2 separate regions of the Homo sapiens genome follow, and region 2 is linked to region 1. A link is an interaction called in ENCODE POLR2A ChIA-PET data of the cell type or tissue named here. Cell type or tissue: PC-9. All regions are shown on one strand. Each heading gives the region's core, and the rest is flanking DNA. Links, peaks and the distances in the headings are about the cores only. Region 1 overlaps CCNB2 (cyclin B2). Region 2 holds the start of MIR2116 (microRNA 2116).

Region 1 (9,281 bases), core at 921-8,920:
AAATAATGCACAATTTCTAGCCTTTTGAAATAAATTCTCAGAAAACTGGGAGAGCGAAGCACATTTAAGAGTAAGGTGACTAAAAATGAGCCATTGGTACCATGTACCAGTGACATTTTTGCCTCAAATGTTTTATTTATTTCAAAAAATTCCAAATCTACAGAAAAACTGAAAGAATGATCCTCTATATATCCTTCATGTAGACTGATCAATCATGAACATGTGCCACGTTTCCCTCCTCTCCCTCTCTGTGTATACTCACACACAATTTTTGCTATGCCATTTGAAAGCGATTTGCAGATATCACAGCACATCCCTGCTAAATGTTTCAGAAGCATATTCTAAAAAGTACGTTTTCGTACCTATCCATAACACCATTCTCACATAAGAAACACTGTCACCAGTGACTTTTTTTTTTTAAGCATCGAGGCAGTTCCTTTTAAAATGTCTCACATTCTGGATTTGCATATTTCCTCAAGATTTAATTCATGTCAAACATTTTGGGCATGAATAGGTGATAATGTATACATCTTACTGCACAACACGGCATGGCAACTCAGGTCGTCTGCCAGTGGTAATGCTGAGCTTAATCACTGGGTGAAGGTGGAAACCACCAGACCACTTCATCATAGATGTGCAGTTTTGTTACAGAATTAATAAGTATCTATGGGATGATAAATTGAGACCACGTGAATCTTGTTTCCCAAAATTATTCCATCTAATGATTTTTGCATTCATTGATGCACCTTGCTTGAATAAATTATTACATTACAGGTTGAAAATTAGTGGTTTCTAACTCTATCATTCTACTTTAATTAGCTGGTATTCTGATTTTTAAAAATGAACCCCTCTTTTATTTTTTATGTCATTATGGTCCCAGGAATCCTTTTTTTTATACACTATAATCTATTACTGTCATTATTCTTTTTAATGCTCTAATTCAGTCAGCCAGAGTCCTTTCAAGCCAGTTCCTATCTCCCTCCTTCCCTTCCTTCCTATTTTATTGTGGTGCAATCATAGGTCAATGCAGCCTCCAACTCCTGGGCTCAAGGGATCCTGCCTCAGCCTCCTGAGTATCTGGGACTATAGGCACATGCTACCATGACCAGCTCTCCTATGTCCTTTTGATGTGACCTCATTGATCTTTGAGAATTTGTGTGCTATCTGGCACAAATTGTTCTAGGCTCACCTTGTACTTCCCCTGCCATAGCCCTGAAATCAGCAATTTCACTAAACAGCCCTAGTTGCCAGTAGATAATGGTATTTAGTATCCAAGATGTGGGCACTAAATATGCTCACTACTACTGAGTTGTCACTGTTTCTGAGACCCTTTATTATGAATTTGCTGTTATTTCCAAAACATAATAGGGGTTTTCCTTTGTTTTTGTTTTGCTATTTCCTACGTGAGGACTAACCTTTTGTTTTTAATTGTTAATATTTTCTCTCTTAGGCCAGGCACAGTGGCTCACGTCTGTAATCCCAGCACTTTGGGAGGCCAAGGCGAGAAGATCACTTGAGCCTAGGAGTTCGAGACCAGCCTGGGCAACACAGGGAGAGCTAATCTCTACAAAAAAACTTTAAAATTAGCCAGGCATGATGGCGTGTGGCTGGGTCCCAGTTACGTGGGAGGCTGAAGTGGGAGGATCACTTGAGCCCAGGCAATTGAGGCTGCAGTGAGCTGTGACAGCAGCACTGCACTCCAGCCTGGATGACAAAGCAAGACCCTGTATAAGAAAAAATTAATGAATTAATAATTTAAAACTCTTCCTATATTGAAAATTTTAGTCCTTAATAACATGAATAAATTTGTTTTATCCTACAATACACATAAACTAGTTCCAAAATTATAATAACAGATTACTATTAACAATGAACCTACTAAGTAAACTTGATGTTACCACTTTAGTCCTTTATTTTGTCATACTTTAAATCCCACTAAGGATGCACAGTCAGAATGCTGTGTTCAGGTTACAGATTTGTTTTTTTTTTTTTTTTTGGAGACAGGGTTTTGCTCTGTTGCCCAGGTTGGAGTGCACTGGCAGGATCATAGCTACTTCAGCCTTGAACTCCTGGGCTCAAGCAATCCTCCTGCCTCAGCCTCCTGAGTAACTAGGACTACAGGTGTGTGCCACCATACCCAGCTAATTTTTTAATTTTTTATAGAGATGGGGGTCTTGCTACGCTACCCAGGCTGGGCTCAAGCAACAAGTACTTAAATTAATTCTTTCCTCTGTGTTCTGTTACCAATTTCACATGTAGTTACATTGTTTATTTCCACTTAATTACAATTTAAAGTTTGCATAAAATATTTACATTGTTCAAAAGTCAAAAAAGTTACACTGTATTATAAAGTCAATAAAAGGTTACAATCAGAAGTCCTCTCATCCTCAACCTCCACCCTATTCCCAAAGAACCCCATAGTTTCCACTTTCATTCTTTCTGGTTTATTCCTCCCGTACCAAAAAATTAACAAATATATAAATATATATACATACACACACTTTCTTGCATAAAATGTAAACTACAATATACATTGTTTAGGTGAACAGCTCCACCATGCTGCCCTGGTGACCTTGCCTATATCCATATAGGCCACACAGGCCAAGGCCTGAACCACAGCTGATCTGTCCTGGCAAAATGCTTTGTGATCCTCCTGAAAAAGGAGGAGATGGCAGGTGTGGGCAGAGCTGCCGCCCAGCCATCTCCCACTCACCTCCCTATCTCCCCTGGGAGGCTGTCACGAGACAACTTCTTCTTTTTTATATTTTTTTTGGAGACAGAGTCTCGCCCTGTCCGCCAGGCTGGAGTGCAGTAGCACGATCTTGGCTCAAAGCAACTTTTGTCTTCCGGGTTCAAGTGATTCTTATGCCTAGGCCTCCAGAGTAGCCTGGATTACAGGCAGCTGCCACCATGCCTGGCTAATTTTTGTATTTTTAGTAGAGACGGGGGTTTTGCCATGTTGGCCAGGCTGGTCTCAAACTCCTGACCTCAGGTGATCTGTCCACCTTGGCTTCCCAAAGTGCTGGGATTACTGGCATGGCACCCGGCCAAGACAGCTTCGTATCCCCTAGGTTCTGATGAGGTTTTCTATTGTACTGCTCTCAGGGTATAACTGCAGACTAGAAGACTGTTTAGCGGTGGTCTAGAACTGGCTTCTCCACAACAGTGTACCTGTGACTTGCATTGCAGCCATCCAGCTCCATTTGTTTCCACATTATCCTTTTTGCCATGTGAAACAAAGACCCGAGGAGCTGCCATCCTTGGCTACTCTTCTAAATCTACAAGTGGCTCATTCTATTCTTACTGGCTAAATCAGTCAGGCCTTGGCCTTCCTTTGTCTTGTGTGCTTGACAACTTGCTTGTTTCACTTAACGTAATATCTAAGAAATCATACATGTCAGTTCTTAGTGGCCTTCCTCATTCTGTACAACTCTATACTGCACACATGCACCTTAGTATGTATAGTCAACTCACTTCTATGTGAACTGTTCCAAGCAGCTTGCTTGCTTTCTTTCCCAAGAGACAAGGGTCTCTCTGTGTTCCCCAGGATAGACTTGAACTCCTGGGCCTGGGCTCAAATGATCCTCCTCCCTCAGCCTCCCAAGTAGCTAGAACTACAAGCACAAGCCCCCATGCCCCTCTCCAAGTAGTTTTCCTTTAGGACTTTGGACTTTAAACAATTGCTTCAGGCCAGGCACTGTGGCTCACACCTGAAATCCTAGCACTTTGGGAGGCCAAGGTGGGCAGACTGCTTGAGCCGAGTTCAAGGCTAGCCTAGACAACATGGCAAAACCCTGTCTCTACAAAAAAATTTACAAAAATTAGCGAGGCATGGTCATGCATGCCTGTAGTCCCTGCTACTCGGGAGGCTGAGGTAGGAGGATTACTTGAGCCTGGGAAGTCAAGGCTGCAGTGGGCTGTGATGGCACCACCACACTCCAGCCTACGTGACAGAATGAGACCCTGTCTCAAAAACACAAAACAAAACCAACTGCTTCAAGGATAGTGTTGTAAAAATGCTAAGGCCTTTTGTATTACGAAGGACTAAAATATAGCCTAATTAGTTTCTTCTTAAATCCACCACTCACCCATTTTCCTTGTCCTAGAACCTTCTGAGACAAGCAGGAAGCAGCTGCTGCTACCTTAGAAGGATGATAATGCACCATATCATAGTCGATGAGAGTCAGCTCCATCAAATACTTGGCTAAAGTGTGCTGTTCAACATCAACCTAAGAAAGAACAGCAAGGGATAGTAAGAATCACAAGTGTAATTACTGTCTTGCAAAATTCTGCGTGAAGGCCTAGGAACTCCAATTCACTTGACTCACTTATCCTTCTCAAGAATTACTCTATTCCACACTATGTTGTAAACATAGATCATGAGGCCTTTTCTCTTAAGAACTGATGAGGAAAGCATTAAGACTTACCTAAAGGAAGCGTCCTATAAATAAGCTTTCCTTAAATTAGGTCAAGGTTTCTGGGATGAGACACCAAGCAAAAATAGTCTCTTACAGAGCTGGAGGCACTTACCTCCCCGGCTTTTGATGCTCGCCTTAAGAAGTGTAGTGGCAAGGGTCGACCCAACTCAAATTTCAATTCTTTCAAAATTAGAGTTTCCATTTCTCGGATTTGGGAACTGGTATAAGCATTGTCTGTGATGTAAACAAAGTCTTCAATATTTGGAGAAAACATCTCCTCATACTTGGAAGCCAAGAGCAGAGCAGTAATCCCAACTAATTGAAGCTTCTTCCGGGAAACTGGCTGAACCTAATGGAAAATTAATGTAACAAAAGTCACACCTAACAAGAAGAGTGAAGCTTTAGGTGGGAGAAGGGGAAAGGAAACCAAGTCCTGGAAAAGTGCACATTGTCTTTGCTCATAAGGGCACAGGAGACCTGACTGTTCTACCACTGATCATGACAGCTATCTGTAATTGAGCACTGTGTGCTAGGCACAGTGCTAAGATTCTAACATATTATCTCACCCAATCCTCATAAAAATTCTAGGAAAGGCATATTTTATTCCTCAATTACAAATAGATGTCCTGAGAACAGATTCAGACACCATGCCAAGATCATTCAATTGCCAAGAAGGGAAGAATCCAAGCCTGAATACCAAGCTCCTAGTCACCCTTCCCACAACCTCATGCTGACTTGAGTATCTGTGGCAGCCCTGGCCTGACACACTAAACATGGTCTGAATAGAAATGAGGCCAAAGAAAAAAGTGAGAATTTAATGGATGGCTCATTTCCTTAATCCTTACCAAAAGCATACCCATTATTCAGCTTAGAAAATCTTTCGCTAATGCTTTGGAGTCAGGCAGACTCTCAGGCTAGGGTAAAGCGTTTCCCTTAATTGCTTTTTTTTTTTCCTCCCAAACTCTGTACTTTTCTTGCTTCAACTCTCATTATTAAAAATCTACCACGGATGGGCACAGTGGCTCATGCCTATAATCCCAACACTTTGGGAGGCCGAGGTGGGCAGATCACTTGAGCTAAGGAGTTCGAGACCAGCCTGAGCAACATGGCAAAACCCCATCTCTATAAAAAAATCAAAAACTTAGCTGGGCGTGGTAGCATATGCCTATAGTCCCAGCTACTTGGGAAGCTGAGGTAGAAGGATTGATTGAACCCAGGAAATTGAGGCTACAGTGAGCCCAGATTGTGTCACTGCACTCCAGCGTGGGCAACAACAGAATAAAACCCTGTCTCAAAAAAATAAAAAATAAAGAAACCTACCTAAAATACTGTTGTGCTTTCCTGCCCAAAGAGGAATGCATGCTACCTGGGATTTTGTAGTATCTCAGGGTCATTATTGTAAAGTAATTTTTATTACATTGTTTGGACAGAATTTGTGCCTGACCTAAACCCCTATCCTGAATGTTGACTTTAAATAAATAAAACCTTATCTGCAGGGCTATTGTTTGGTAGATAACACACTGGCAATTTATATCTGCTGTCTCTTCTAACAGGTCAGGGGCTGTGCATTACCCACTCATAAATATGCTGAAGATTATGTTTGCCTCTTATTTTCTTATATTACTCTTTATTACACTACATTCTCAGTCCACTCCACACACAACCCCTGCTCCTTTAAAAAAAACAAATACTGCCACCTTCTTCTTCTACAGTGATTCAATGACATAGTTGGCTGGAAATGTGGAGGTTCTCCAGCCAAACTCATCGTTTTTCAGATGAGGAAACTTAACACCAGAGCACCAAACTATGGAAATTGTGCAAGCAGGCCCAGAAAACCAGCATCCAAAGGCACTACAGGCTTCAGATGGACTTTCAGCCCAACTGATGGTATATTTCCTCTGATGAAGGATTGTGGCAATGCAATATTTCCCCCAAGTACTTTTTAGCTGGCTGGCCTTACAGAAATGCCCATTATTGGTCCGCATCATCAAAGGCTTGACACACTTGGATTACTTCCCTTTTTAGTCCCCAAAGTTCTTTGGCTTCTCACAATTTGATTTTTGGTCTTTTTTTCAGAAGTACCCACTTTAGTTTTCTATCCCCCAAGCATAAATGCAATGTTCAATGAGCCACTGGCGTGAAGTCCCTGAAGCCACACCTACCTGTAAAAATCGATCCATAATGCCAACGCACATGTACAGAGTCTCCTGCAGAAGCCTAAACTTGGAGTGGACTTGTACCAGCCAATCCACTAGGATGGCACGCATGCGTCCATTTATATCTCTTCCATCTAAGAAATGTGGGTTTATGGACTGCAAAACCTGTGGGTAGAATCAAAAGTTTAAAAAGCTGACCTTGTTTGCTTCCCAGCTGTGTGGTAAATTCCACATTGCTTATACAACCAAAACACAAAGGCCCACCTACCTCCAGCTGCCTGAGATACTGATAGATATCCTTAACGTAGTCACTGCAGAGCTGAGGGTTCTCCCAATCTTCGTTATCAATGTCCTCGATTTTGCAGAGCAAGGCATCAGAAAAAGCTTGGCAGAGATTCTCTTCCTTCATGGAGACATCCTCAGGTGTGGGAGAAGGACCCTACACCAACAAATTTAGGCACATGTAGGAGCAGCCTTAACCATAAATACATGCAGAGCCAACTGGCTTAAATATCAATATCATACGCACATCTGAAATATGTTAAAGACACAACAAATTTCATACCAAGAGGTGAATAATTCAAGATATAGTATGTGAAGTTCTTCAAGAGACACTTCTCTGTTTAAAACTCTCTAATTTCACTCAAACTGAAAACTTAAGTCCTCCCAATGGCCTACAGACCTTATATAATCTGGCCCTCCCCAGTTCCCTCGCTGACCCATCTCCTGCTTCTCTCCCTTGACTGCTTCACTCAAGCCAGGTTCTTCTTACCCAGAATGCTCTTGCCCCTATGTCCATATGGGTAATTCCCTTACTTCAAGTTTTACTTAAATGTTACATTCTCAATGGGGTCTATCCTAACTCCTATTTAAAATTATCAGGCCATGCACGGTGGCTCACGCCTGTAATTCTAGCACTTTGGGAGGCCAAGGCAGGTGGATGGCTTGAGCCCCGGAGTTCAAGACCAGCCTGGCCAATATGGCAAAACCCCATCTCTACTTTAAAAATACAAAAACTAGCTGGGCGTGATGGTGCGCCCCTGTAGTCCCAGCTACTCAGGAGGCTGAGGCAGAGGTTGCAATGAGCCAAGATCACGCCACTGCACTCCAGCCTGGGCTGGACGGAACAAGACTCCGCCTCAAAACCAACCAAATAAACAAAAAACAAAATTATCACCTGCCTCCAATCCCTGTCCTCCTACCCTACCCATATGTCTCATCTCATAAAACCTATACTTCTAAAATTCTATAGTTAATATGTGTATTATTCTGTTTTTTCTCATAAAGCCTATACTTCTAAATTCTATAGTTTATATGTGTATTATTCTGTTTTTTCTCATAATACCTATACTTCTAAAATTCTATAGTTTATATAGTATGTGTATTATTTTCTGTCTACCTCTGCCAGAATGTAAGCTCTAAAAGCTTACGTTTATTTAATTGGTTTTGCCCACTAAGGCACCTCAAACATCTATATAATCCCTGATACGTAGTAGGTGCTCAATAAATGGAAGAAACTTGACCACCTGGGTTCAAAGATTACTGGAGCTGATCATTCTACTTTAGTAGCAGCCTCTTCTGCAGTATAATGTTTTCTTCTCTTTAACTAATTTATTCTAAATTGAAAAACTGGCAACTAAAAAGGAGAAAAGCATATTGCAGTCTATAAATAAAATAGGAGAAGGGAGCGAAGACTGAGCAAGTTCACAACTCAGTATTTCACTTTCCTATGCTGACTGGGTAATTATTTATAAAAATTATGCAAATTAAAAATTTATAAAGCAGTTAAAACAAGTATTTATTAATGAAAGATAAAAAAATCTTTGCTTTTTTAAATGTTTTTTTTTTTGAGATGGAGTCTCGCTCTGTCGCCCAGGCTGGAGTGCAGTGGCACGACCTTGGCTCACTGCAAGCTCCGCCTCCCGGGTTCACGCCATTCTCCTGCCTCAGCTTCTGGAGTAGCTGGGACTACAGGCGCCTTCCACCACACTCGCCTAATTTTTTGTATTTTTAGTAGAGACGGGGTTTCACCGTGTTAGCCAGGATGGTCTCGATCTCCTGACCTTGTGATCCGCCCACCTCGGCCTCCCAAAGTGTTGGGATTACAGGCTTGAGCCACTGCACCCAGCCAAATCAATGCTTTCAAAAAAAAAGTACTTCTCCAAGTAAAACCTAACAAGATGCTAAGCTATACAAATATATATTAAGGTAATAAAATATTTTTTAAAAAGAGGAGGCGGCCAGGCCTGGTGGCTCACGCCTATAATCCCAGCACTTTGGGAGGCCAAGGTGGGTGGATCACGAGGTCAGAAGTTTGAAATCAGCCTAACCAACATGGTGAAACCCCATCTCTACTAAAAATACAAAAATTAGCTGGGCCTGTGGTGTCACACACCTGTAATCCCAGCTACTCAGGAGGCTGAGGCAGGAGAATCGTTTGAACCTGGGAGGCAGAGGTTGCAGTGAGCGGAGATCACACCACTGCACTCCAGCCTGGGTGACAGAGCGAGACTCTGTCTCAAAAAAAAAAAGACAATTTTAATTTACAGTAAAGCTCAATGATTATAATTTCCAGTCTTCGAGGATGCATCAATAACAACAATAACAAAACAAAAAAACAGTTTAAAACATGTCCTCCCCTCTTAAATCAAAGGTCTTAAACTGAGGAAGAACCAGGTGAGCAAGAACTATGCAGGCATGCATGCCA
Region 2 (9,281 bases), core at 515-8,514, 54 kb before region 1:
AGAGGCTGCATGCAGAAGTGCCGCGCCAAACAACAGCAACAGCCTCCACCCACTCACTTGATCTGACTTCCTAATAATACACTCTTTGGATCAAGGTGGGGAATAAGTGGAGAAGCATTGAATCGCTCATTCGATTCTCACAGAGACTGTAGCAAGGCAGGACAAGGTCTAACTGAATACACTCAGATTCTCCTATTTCCCATTGTTTTCCATTAAAAGAAAAAAAGGTATAGGTCATTTTATAGTGAGAATAAACAACATGCCACAGTAAGCGTTTCACATATTCGTTCATGAATCAGAGAAGCTGCTTCCCGTGTGTGTCATTGTCTAAACTGAGGGTCCCTGGAATAACAAGAAAAGTGTTGTTCAGGGATTGGGGCTTGGGGCTTGGCTCACATTTGTCTTCTCTCCATTCACAGCTATTTCTTTTAGAAGAGATGAGAGAGAGAAAGTATGATGGGTATGCTCGAGTGATACAGAAATCATGGAGGAAATTCGTGGCCCGGAAGAAATACGTTCAAATGAGAGAAGAAGGTATTTTAGCAATTTTGTTTCATTGATTTTAATAAATCTGAAGAGTAAATTGGAGCTTAAGTGAAGTTTTAAGTTCCATTTTATTTTGCATATAATGTCACGCTAAAAATATTGCATCATTTAGAGTTTCTTTGTATATTTCCACAGTATTTTCCTCCCTTTTCTGACTGACTTATCCTTCTTCCATCTTGACCCTCTTGGGAATTGTAGCCTCAGACCTCTTATTGAACAAGAAGGAGAGAAGGAGAAACAGTATTAACAGGAACTTTATAGGGGATTATATTGGGATGGAAGAGCACCCAGAACTCCAGCAGTTCGTGGGCAAGAGGGAGAAGATTGATTTCGCAGACACAGTCACCAAGTATGACAGGAGGTTCAAGGTACGTGCTAACTGCCTGCCTCTGAGATCACCAAACAGATTCCTTATTTTTTTAATAACTTGTTATTTTGCTTTTGTTGTTACCAAATCAGAATGTGTTCGTTGTAGAAAAATTTAGAGAAAATACAGTAAACCAAAAGATAAACAGGCACCTATGCCCAGAAACATTCACTGTTAACATTCTGTGTATATCCATATCTTTCAGAATGTTTTTATGAAAACATACATTTGCGTATTTAGTTTTACAAAAAATGAGATATACATTACATGCTGTTTTATGTCCTGAAGTGGTTTTTTGTTTGTCTTTTAAATAATGCGAGAATTTTCGATAGTAATACAGTTAGCAATATAAGTTATTTTACATGGCTGCATAGTATTCCATTTGACAGATGCTTTATTATTTTTAACCAGTTTCTCATGAATCAATTTTTAGTGAGTTTTTCTTTTTTACTATCGTAACTTCAGTGAGCATCTTTTCACACATCTTTGTGTATCTATCTGTCTCCTAATATTTTTAGAAGAAATTGATAGGAGTGAAATCGTTGAATCAAAGGATTCAGAGTATCAAGTAATATTGCAGAGTATCCTCATCCATTTTCCCAGAGTGGCTGATAAGTAAGGCTTTTCCAGCCACAGGAGGAACAGTTGATTTTTCACCTCCTCCTTTAGATACCTTTTGATAAAGTCTTGGTCCTAATAGAAAAATCTGAAGCTTCAGAAGCTCATGGACCCGTTAAGAGCTTTTGGCTTTTTGCCAGGGGCGGGGAGGTCAAGAAAAAAATTTAACGAAATAAACAACGGAAGCATGTTTTGCTAAAACCAAACCATTCCTTGCAACCTGTGCATGGCACCAGCTGCTGTGACGGCAGCCCTGGATGCACACAGGGGTGCTTAGCTCTCGCAGCGGTACTCATTATAAAGTGGTTACCCACAAATTCCCAAGTAGATTTCTATTAGATTATTGAGAATTATCATTCAAATGACAATATATCAGTATTTTAGAATGAAAATTTTATGAACTCCCAAGAAAATATATGCAGACACTGCCCCCTGTTTAGAAACATGCTGTAGTGCATCCTTGCTAAGTTCACCACAGGTGTTGGTGACTTTCCCTTTACACCTGCTGTCCTGATATGTGAAGTGACTCCATATGAGTTTGCCAGTTTTTAAGTCAAAAAGAGTCAAATGTCATCATTTTTTACATGTCATCCTAATAATCATGAACAATGCCCTCTTTCACTGTCATGGGGCCCGGTCATGTGATGAATGGAATGGCCTCTCAACAGTAGTGAAGATTGACTGTCCAAGGCAGCTTCCCCCTGTCCTGGTAACAGCAGTCCACTGTGTGAATTGTTGTCATCACATTGACCATGTCTGTCCACCTTTTTTTGAGACGGAGTCTTGCTCTGTCACCCAGGCTGGAGTGCAATGGCGCAATCTCGGCTCACTGCAACCTCCACCTCCCAGGTTAAAGCGATTCTCCTGCCTCAGCCTCCCAAGTAGCTGGGATTGCAGGCGCCCACCACCACACCCAGCTAATTTTTGTATTTTCAGTAGAGACGGGGTTTCACCATGTTGGTCAGGCTGGTCTCGAACTCCTGACCTCAGGTGATTCACCCGCCTCGGCCTCCGAAAGTACTGGGATTACAGGTGTGAGCCACCATGCCTGGCCTGTCCAGCTTCTTAAAGCTCCTCTCCTTACAGGGTGTAAAGCGAGACCTGCTCCTTACCCCAAAGTGCTTGTACTTAATCGGACGAGAAAAAGTCAAACAGGGCCCAGACAAGGGCCTGGTGAAAGAAGTCCTGAAGCGGAAAATCGAGATAGAACGGATCTTGTCTGTGTCCCTCAGGTGAGTAGTGGAGGTGCAGAGGCAGGACTGCCCCTTCTCGCCTCAGCATCACGGTCCGCTGTTCCAAACAGCCAGGAGGAAGGCCGGGCTGGGCTTCCCAGCTGTCAAAATCATGATCAAGAGAATGGAATTTCCCTTTGTCCCAAAGGGAAGACTCCCTAGTCTCAGCAAGTCTTGATATGTCAGGAAGAAGGTACCAAGAAAAGGTTGCCTCCGGACAGCTCCTCTAATCAAGGGGGACCCAGATCTCTTGTAACCGAAACGTGTTAGAAATGAACCCGGTATATGGAACACCTCAGAGAATAATTTCTCTTGTTGCAGTAGAGCCAAGGATTCAGAGCCCTGTCCCCCAGTCCACCTCACCCAGGTTGGAGGCCTCACCCATTTCCCTGAGCAGAGGGTCCTGAAAGGGAAGTTTCTTTGGGACTTCCTTAGGGAGTGCAAGTTGGTCTCCATTCTCTGTAGCCCTGGAGTCATCGTGAGATGCTCTCTTCGCTCCAATTCTCAGGCAGTGGGGAGTGGTGTTTGCTTCCACAAGGCCTCAGGAAGGGCCCTTGCTCCTCCCGGCAGCACCTTGGCTTCCTCTCGGCAGAAGGGCTCCTCTGCCGGCCGTCAGCATCTCCTCCGTCAGTGGGACCTAGGCTAGGGGTTCTTAGCATAGGAGGTCTTCCCATGCTAAGAAGTCCTCCCATGCCAAGAACTCCCAGACTAGGAGTCCTCCCATGCTAAGTCCTCCCGAAGTCCTCCCATGGTAAGAACTCCTAGACTAAGTTCCGCTGACACAGGAAATCCTCGCAATCCATGAAGACTAAGAATGGAAGAAAGGCCTCCTTGAGCCCCATAGCTTCCTCCAAGAATCGTGTCCCTGGGCCTCTGAGGCTAACACTACTTTAATCAGGAAAAGCTTTGGGCCTTTGCATTAAAGATGTTCTGCTCTCACATGAACATGGAATTGGGACGCCTGTCAAACTCTTACTCCACACAGAAGGCAAAACTGGTGCGCTCAGGAAAAAGCAGGGGTTTTATGTGCTCAGGCGTCTGATGTACCAAGCTGGAAATCCTAGTTCCAGTCTGATAATCCAAAACAGATTTCTAGTTGCATCCATTCTTGCCTGTGTCTCTGTGGTTTCTGATTCTATCTGTTCCTAATTTCCCTGGATAAAGGACCAGGCAGTGCAGTGCAGTGAAGTATTTAAAACGTGCCAACTCAGGATGTGGTAAAGTTGCTAAGCAGATGAGTCCGCAGTGTCCATTTTGCAGCCCCACCTCAGGTAGGTTTCAAGGCTATTGTTTTTTTTGTTTTTTTTTTAAAGCTCTAGGCGCTGACTGATTTTCTGAAGGCCTTCCTAAACATTCAGCTCACTGGCTGGGTCCCAACCTGAGCGGGGCAGTGCCTGCTGGCCACACTCTTCCTGGCTAGCTGGGCCCTGAGGCTGCCGTGGAAACCCAACAGGAAGCTCCTGCTTTGTTTGTCATTGCATGGGGCCCTGCCATGCCTGGACTAAGCCAGGTTGGCCACAGCGTGCTTGGCAGGCACAGCAGGTGAAAGTCAGGGAACCACAGCTCTAGGGTGTGTGTAGTCGCTGTGCCGAGAGTGACTTGTTCTTTCTGTTATTGCCCAGGTATGTCTTCAGTCCCTCAGACCCCTGGTGGAGTGCTCATGACTGGGACCATAAATTATCCTAATTGAGCTACATTTGTGTGGTTGTTTTGTTTTGTTTTGTTTTGTTTTGTTTTAGACAGAGTCTCGCTCTGTCACCCAGGCTGGAGTGCAGTGGCGTGATCTCAGCTCACTGCAACTTCTGCCTCCCTGGTCCAAGTGGTTCTCCTGCCTCAGGCTCCCGAGTAGCTGGGATTACAGGCCTGAGCCACCACCCCTGGCTAATGTTTGTATTTTTAGTGAGAGACAAGGTTTCACCACGTTGGCCAGGCTCGTCTTGAACTCCCGACTTCAAGTGATCCACTCATCTCAGCCTCCCAAAGTGCTGGGATTAGAGGCGTGAGCCACCGTGCCTGGCCTTGAGCTACACTTGTATCAAGCACTTTGACACTTACTATCTTATTGATAAGTCCTTGAGGGGGTTGTCAAGCAGGGACTGTAGGGACTGTTCACACTCAAATTTCTTCCTTTTATTGTTTTTTGTTTGTTTATTGTCTTCTTTTACAGCCTCTGGGGATATAATCTGTCATGGGAGCACCAGCTTCTTTTTCTTCTTCCTGTTCAGTATTCATTATCTGGAAGGTTCCTTTCTTGCGGTCTTTCCTTTTTAAAGGCTGTAGTAAAATGAGGTACTTAGCCTAAAAGTTTTTCTGACTCTAAGGAAAAAAAAAGAAAGTGTGAGTCATTTGAACTTGTGATGTCTGTGTATTGCAGTCACTGAACCTCACACTTGCCAAGATGAATAATAGTGTCCCCTCATTTCTTTATACTTGAGTTAGGCCAGTAATCAGAACCAAGTTAGGAAAGCAACCAGAGGGTGATGTGTGTGCAGAATCGAACCCAGAGTGGAAATTAATTCTGGTACCAGACTACTGAACATGCGTGTGTGTTCTCAAAATACTTCAGTACTGGCATAGAGAAAGATTTTAACAGTTGGCTTGTACTTCAGGAAAAAAGCTGCAACATCTGTATGTGTTTTTAAGAATTTCTGAGATTGACCAGTTGACTATTGGCTGGAATGATATCAACATATGGCCTCCTAGTTACGATTTATCAAAGTATCCCATAAGCTTGATCTTAGCCCATCTCTAGCTCTTACAATTAATGTCAGTGCACAGTGGGCCTACAGCTCCCTATTCAAACCAACCAACCATTCAGTAACAGTTACAAGACAACATGTGAGCATGACTAAATATTTGGTATGAAGAATTTATTGTTTATTTCTGTAGGTATGATAATGTTTTGTGGTTAATTTTAATATAAAGAGACTTTATCTTTTAATAATATGTACTGAAACATTTGAGCATGAAATAAAGGCTGAGCGCAGTGACCCACGCCTGTAATCCCAGCACTTTGGGAGACCAAGGCAGGAGGCTCGCTTGACCCCAGGAGGTTTGGGACCCACCTGGGCAACATAGTAAGAACCCATCTCTACAAAAAATGTGAAAATTAGCCAGGAGTGGTGGTACGTGCCCGTGGTCCCAGCTACTCAGGAAGCTGAGGTGGGAGGATTGCTTGAGCCCAATAGGTCAAGGCTGCAATGAGTCATGATCATACCACTGCACTCCAGCCTGGTAGTTATTTTAAAGTGGAAGCAGGGAGAGTGAGGTTGTAGATAATTGTGATTATCCGTGAATTGGTGCTTGAAATCTGACATGTGGTGGTTCATTCTATACTACTTTTTATTTTTTTGAGACGGGGTCTCACTTTGCCACCCAGGCTGGAGTGCAGTGGCGCAATCTCGGCTCACTGCAGCCTCGCCCTCCAGGTTCAAGCAATCCTCCCACCTCAGCCCCCTAAGTATCTGAGACTACAGGCATGTACCCCCACTTCTGGCTAATTTTTGTATTTTTTGTAGAGACACGGTTTCCCCATGTTACCCAGGCTGGTCTCCAATTCCTGGGCTCATGGGATCTACCCACCTCGCCTCCCAAAGTGCTAGGATTACAGGCATGAGCCACTGCACCTGGCCCTACTATCCTACTTGTTTACAATTTAGAATTTTCCATAATAAAATGTTTTTCTAATCCTCCAGTAGATGTTAAATTTTTAGAAGTCTTTATCTTTTCTAAACATACAGATATATGTCTAGTTGAGTTACGGTTAAAAATTTTTTTGAAGTTTTCATTTACAAGAAAAAATAGGATCCCAACAGGTAGAAATAGGGCCAATAGCTCAGAGAGATATTAAGACAATAGTTTGTCAAAGGGACTCCAGGATAATTTGATCAGGAAAAATCCTTATTTAAATAAAAATTAGGCTGGGTGTGGTGGCTCACACCTGTAATCCCAGCACTTTGGGAGGCCGAGGCGAGCCGATTGCTTGAGGTCAGGCGTTCAAGACCAGCCTGGCCAACATGATGAAACCCCCTCTCTACTAAAAATACAAAAAAATTAGTTGAGCATGGTGGTGTGTGCCTGTAATCCCAGCTACTTAGGAGGCTGCGGCAGGAGAATCGCTTGAGCCCAGGAGGCGGAGGGTGCAGTGAGCCAAGATCACACCACTGCACTCCAGCCTGGGCAACAGAGCGAGACTCCGTCTCAAAATAAATAAATAAATAAAAATTAAAGTGAAACACTGACGCTTGCATTTCTGGCTTCATTGGAGACTCGGGAAGAGTGTCAGGAGGTGACACACCAATACAGAGTTGAGACACGGGATTTCTGAGTGTATGGTGGCTGCTGGCAGAAGGCCATGCCTGGGTTTTTGAAGGATCCTCCCAGAGTTGCTTCTTGTTCAAGTACTGGCCTGGCCCCACTCTTATTTGAAAAACTCAATTGCAGGAAGGGTGACCACAGGTGTAATGACCCATGTTCTTGGCTTTGCTATTGTAGGTGTTGAGTTCGGTGCCATGGAAGCTCTTATTTGGGGGTCTCTGATGAGGCTTCTCATTTTTCTTCTCATTCTGGTGGCTGATCACCAGAAGGATGAGACCAAAAGTTGTGTGGCTGTCTGTCTGGGTTAATAGATTTTCCAGTACTTATCTCCAATTGGAAAAACAACCCGTAAGACGGTGCTTTTAGACAGAGGCTCCAGCTCCCTGGTCACAACATTCTTGCCCAGAATGTCTCCTTGCCTGAATCCCCTAAACTTTCTGGCAATAAAAACAGCCCGCTTCACTGCCTGTCCTGCTGACCTGAAGCATTACTGGCATCTTGACTTGCTATGGTCTGTAAGCATTGGGAACCTGGAAGTTGTCAACATCATGGGATTGAGCACCTACCTGGTGCTGAGCCCTGGTATTCGAAGGTGGATGAGGCACAGTCACTGCCTCAGGAAGCTCCTCTCATTCTGGAAGGGGGAACAGACAGCTGAGTAAACATGTGCCTTACTATAAGTGTTCCCAGCGTGATTTAAAGGATATTCCTGGGACACAAGAGAGGAGAGTGGGTCTTTGCATCTGCGGGTCAGGTGAAGCTTCTTTGAGCTGGACACGTCACTGCTGAGGCCTGCATCTGCGTCCGGGCTTTCTCAGAGAAGTTAAGAAGGTTCTGAAACTGGTGCCACTGGTTTCTCTGAGTGGTAGAATTCTGGGCAAGGTTTATTTTCTTCTTGATTCGCCTCCGTATCTTCCAGTTTCCTAAAAGCAGCATATATTTCATAATCAGGAAAGACTTTTATAAAAGCTTAAATAAAGGCAGGGCTATCCTTGGAAATTGCCTTTTCAGCTTTAAAAAAAAAAAACAAAACTCCTTCAGGACTTTCCTTGGTGTTTTGTAACTAACATTTCTGTGAAAAGATATATTGGTGAAGAGAGTAAAACAGATTTTCTAGTGTTTTCAGCAATACAACAGTAAGCCGCAAAGACAGAGGAATAAAAAAACAAGGGCAGATCCAAACCAGAGACTAGGAAGAGGTCTTTCAACACAGCTTACAGCGTCAAACATCTGTAAGGAATTGCAGCATAGGAATAAGTCAGGGGTGAAGTCCAAAGATAAGTCTGACTTTTTAGAATAAATAAACACGAAAGCTTTGTTTTCAGGTTCAGGAGCGTGGGCTAAGGAGAGCAGAATGAGCTGAGACCCTGGCCTGGGTGAAGGTGGTCTGCCTAGCTCCAATGCCTGGATCATTGAAGGGAGGGGATTTTGGAGTTGTTGGTTAAAGTCAAAGTGTCCAAACACATCTCTTCTCATTTCTAGATTCATGCTGATAATTGACCTTGAAGTTTTGGCCTGCTTGCTTTTTTCGTTATAATAGTAATGAAACTCCTAATAAATCTAAGCCCATTAAACCACTCAAGGTGACTTGTGTTGGGCTCATTTAGCCCTGTTGAATAATCACCATCCTGCCACAGTTCAGCCAGGCCACCAGGCATGACCAGACATGCCAAAGAAAGCTTTGAGCAAACAACCAAAACAGGAAGGCGTTTCATTCCTCACCCCAAAGGCCAAAAAGTGGAGCTTCTTGTTTTACTCTGGTCTTTTGCATGCACTCTACCTAATGCAGCCGGGTTCTTACACCTGGGCTAGGGTGCCAGGAGGCTTAGACTTTATTAATTCAAAATGACTTGGAAGAGCTCTTTTGAGCAGCTTTTCATAAGTGCTTTTTGGGGTTTTAGATTGCTGGCTGTACCTTTAAAGGTAAGTAGGAGGTGTTTGTTCCCAGGCACTATGGAACTGGCACGTTGGCCCTGAATTGCCTTTGCATGAGCTGTTGAGTGACGGAGATGAAAACCGTCTATTGTTTAAACCACTGCTTGTCAGGGTTTATCCTTGATCCCAACTATCACAGGAGTGGGCAAGAAGCATGGCTATGATGTGTGGATGTCTGAAAACAAACATCTGAGGTAATGATAATGACCAAGTGTTCCACCCAAATGGCTATTATTTGTCCAAAAAACACTGTAAAGGGTTCTGAC

What was found. ChIA-PET counts read pairs that join two places held together with the same protein. Peaks named below come from ENCODE experiments on the same cell type or tissue, not always from the same donor. Only the 100,000 strongest peaks of a DNase experiment are listed, where the experiment ranks them.
Region 2: POLR2A ChIA-PET joins it to region 1 with 12 read pairs; 3 of 35 experiments call an interaction of 5 or more read pairs at or near these places.

The regions. Positions count from the first base shown.
Region 1 is chr15:59,112,176-59,121,456 of GRCh38, reverse strand. CCNB2 (cyclin B2) reads right to left here. Exons shown (of 9, transcript NM_004701.4): 4 at 6,843-7,013; 5 at 6,581-6,739; 6 at 4,531-4,767; 7 at 4,089-4,229. Among named protein-coding and RNA genes, the nearest start is that of CCNB2, 12 kb to the right of the region's middle. In PC-9, for the core only: no CTCF peak of the experiment used is centred there; no DNase peak of the experiment used is centred there.
Region 2 is chr15:59,165,379-59,174,659 of GRCh38, reverse strand. MYO1E (myosin IE) reads left to right here. Exons shown (of 28, transcript NM_004998.4): 20 at 420-534; 21 at 745-914; 22 at 2,618-2,763. MIR2116 (microRNA 2116) reads left to right here and starts at 3,398; the gene lies at 3,398-3,477. RefSeq lists an enhancer at 8,699-8,748. In PC-9, for the core only: a CTCF peak has its summit at 1,939; a DNase peak (open chromatin) is centred at 4,219; H3K27ac peaks cover 2,613 bases.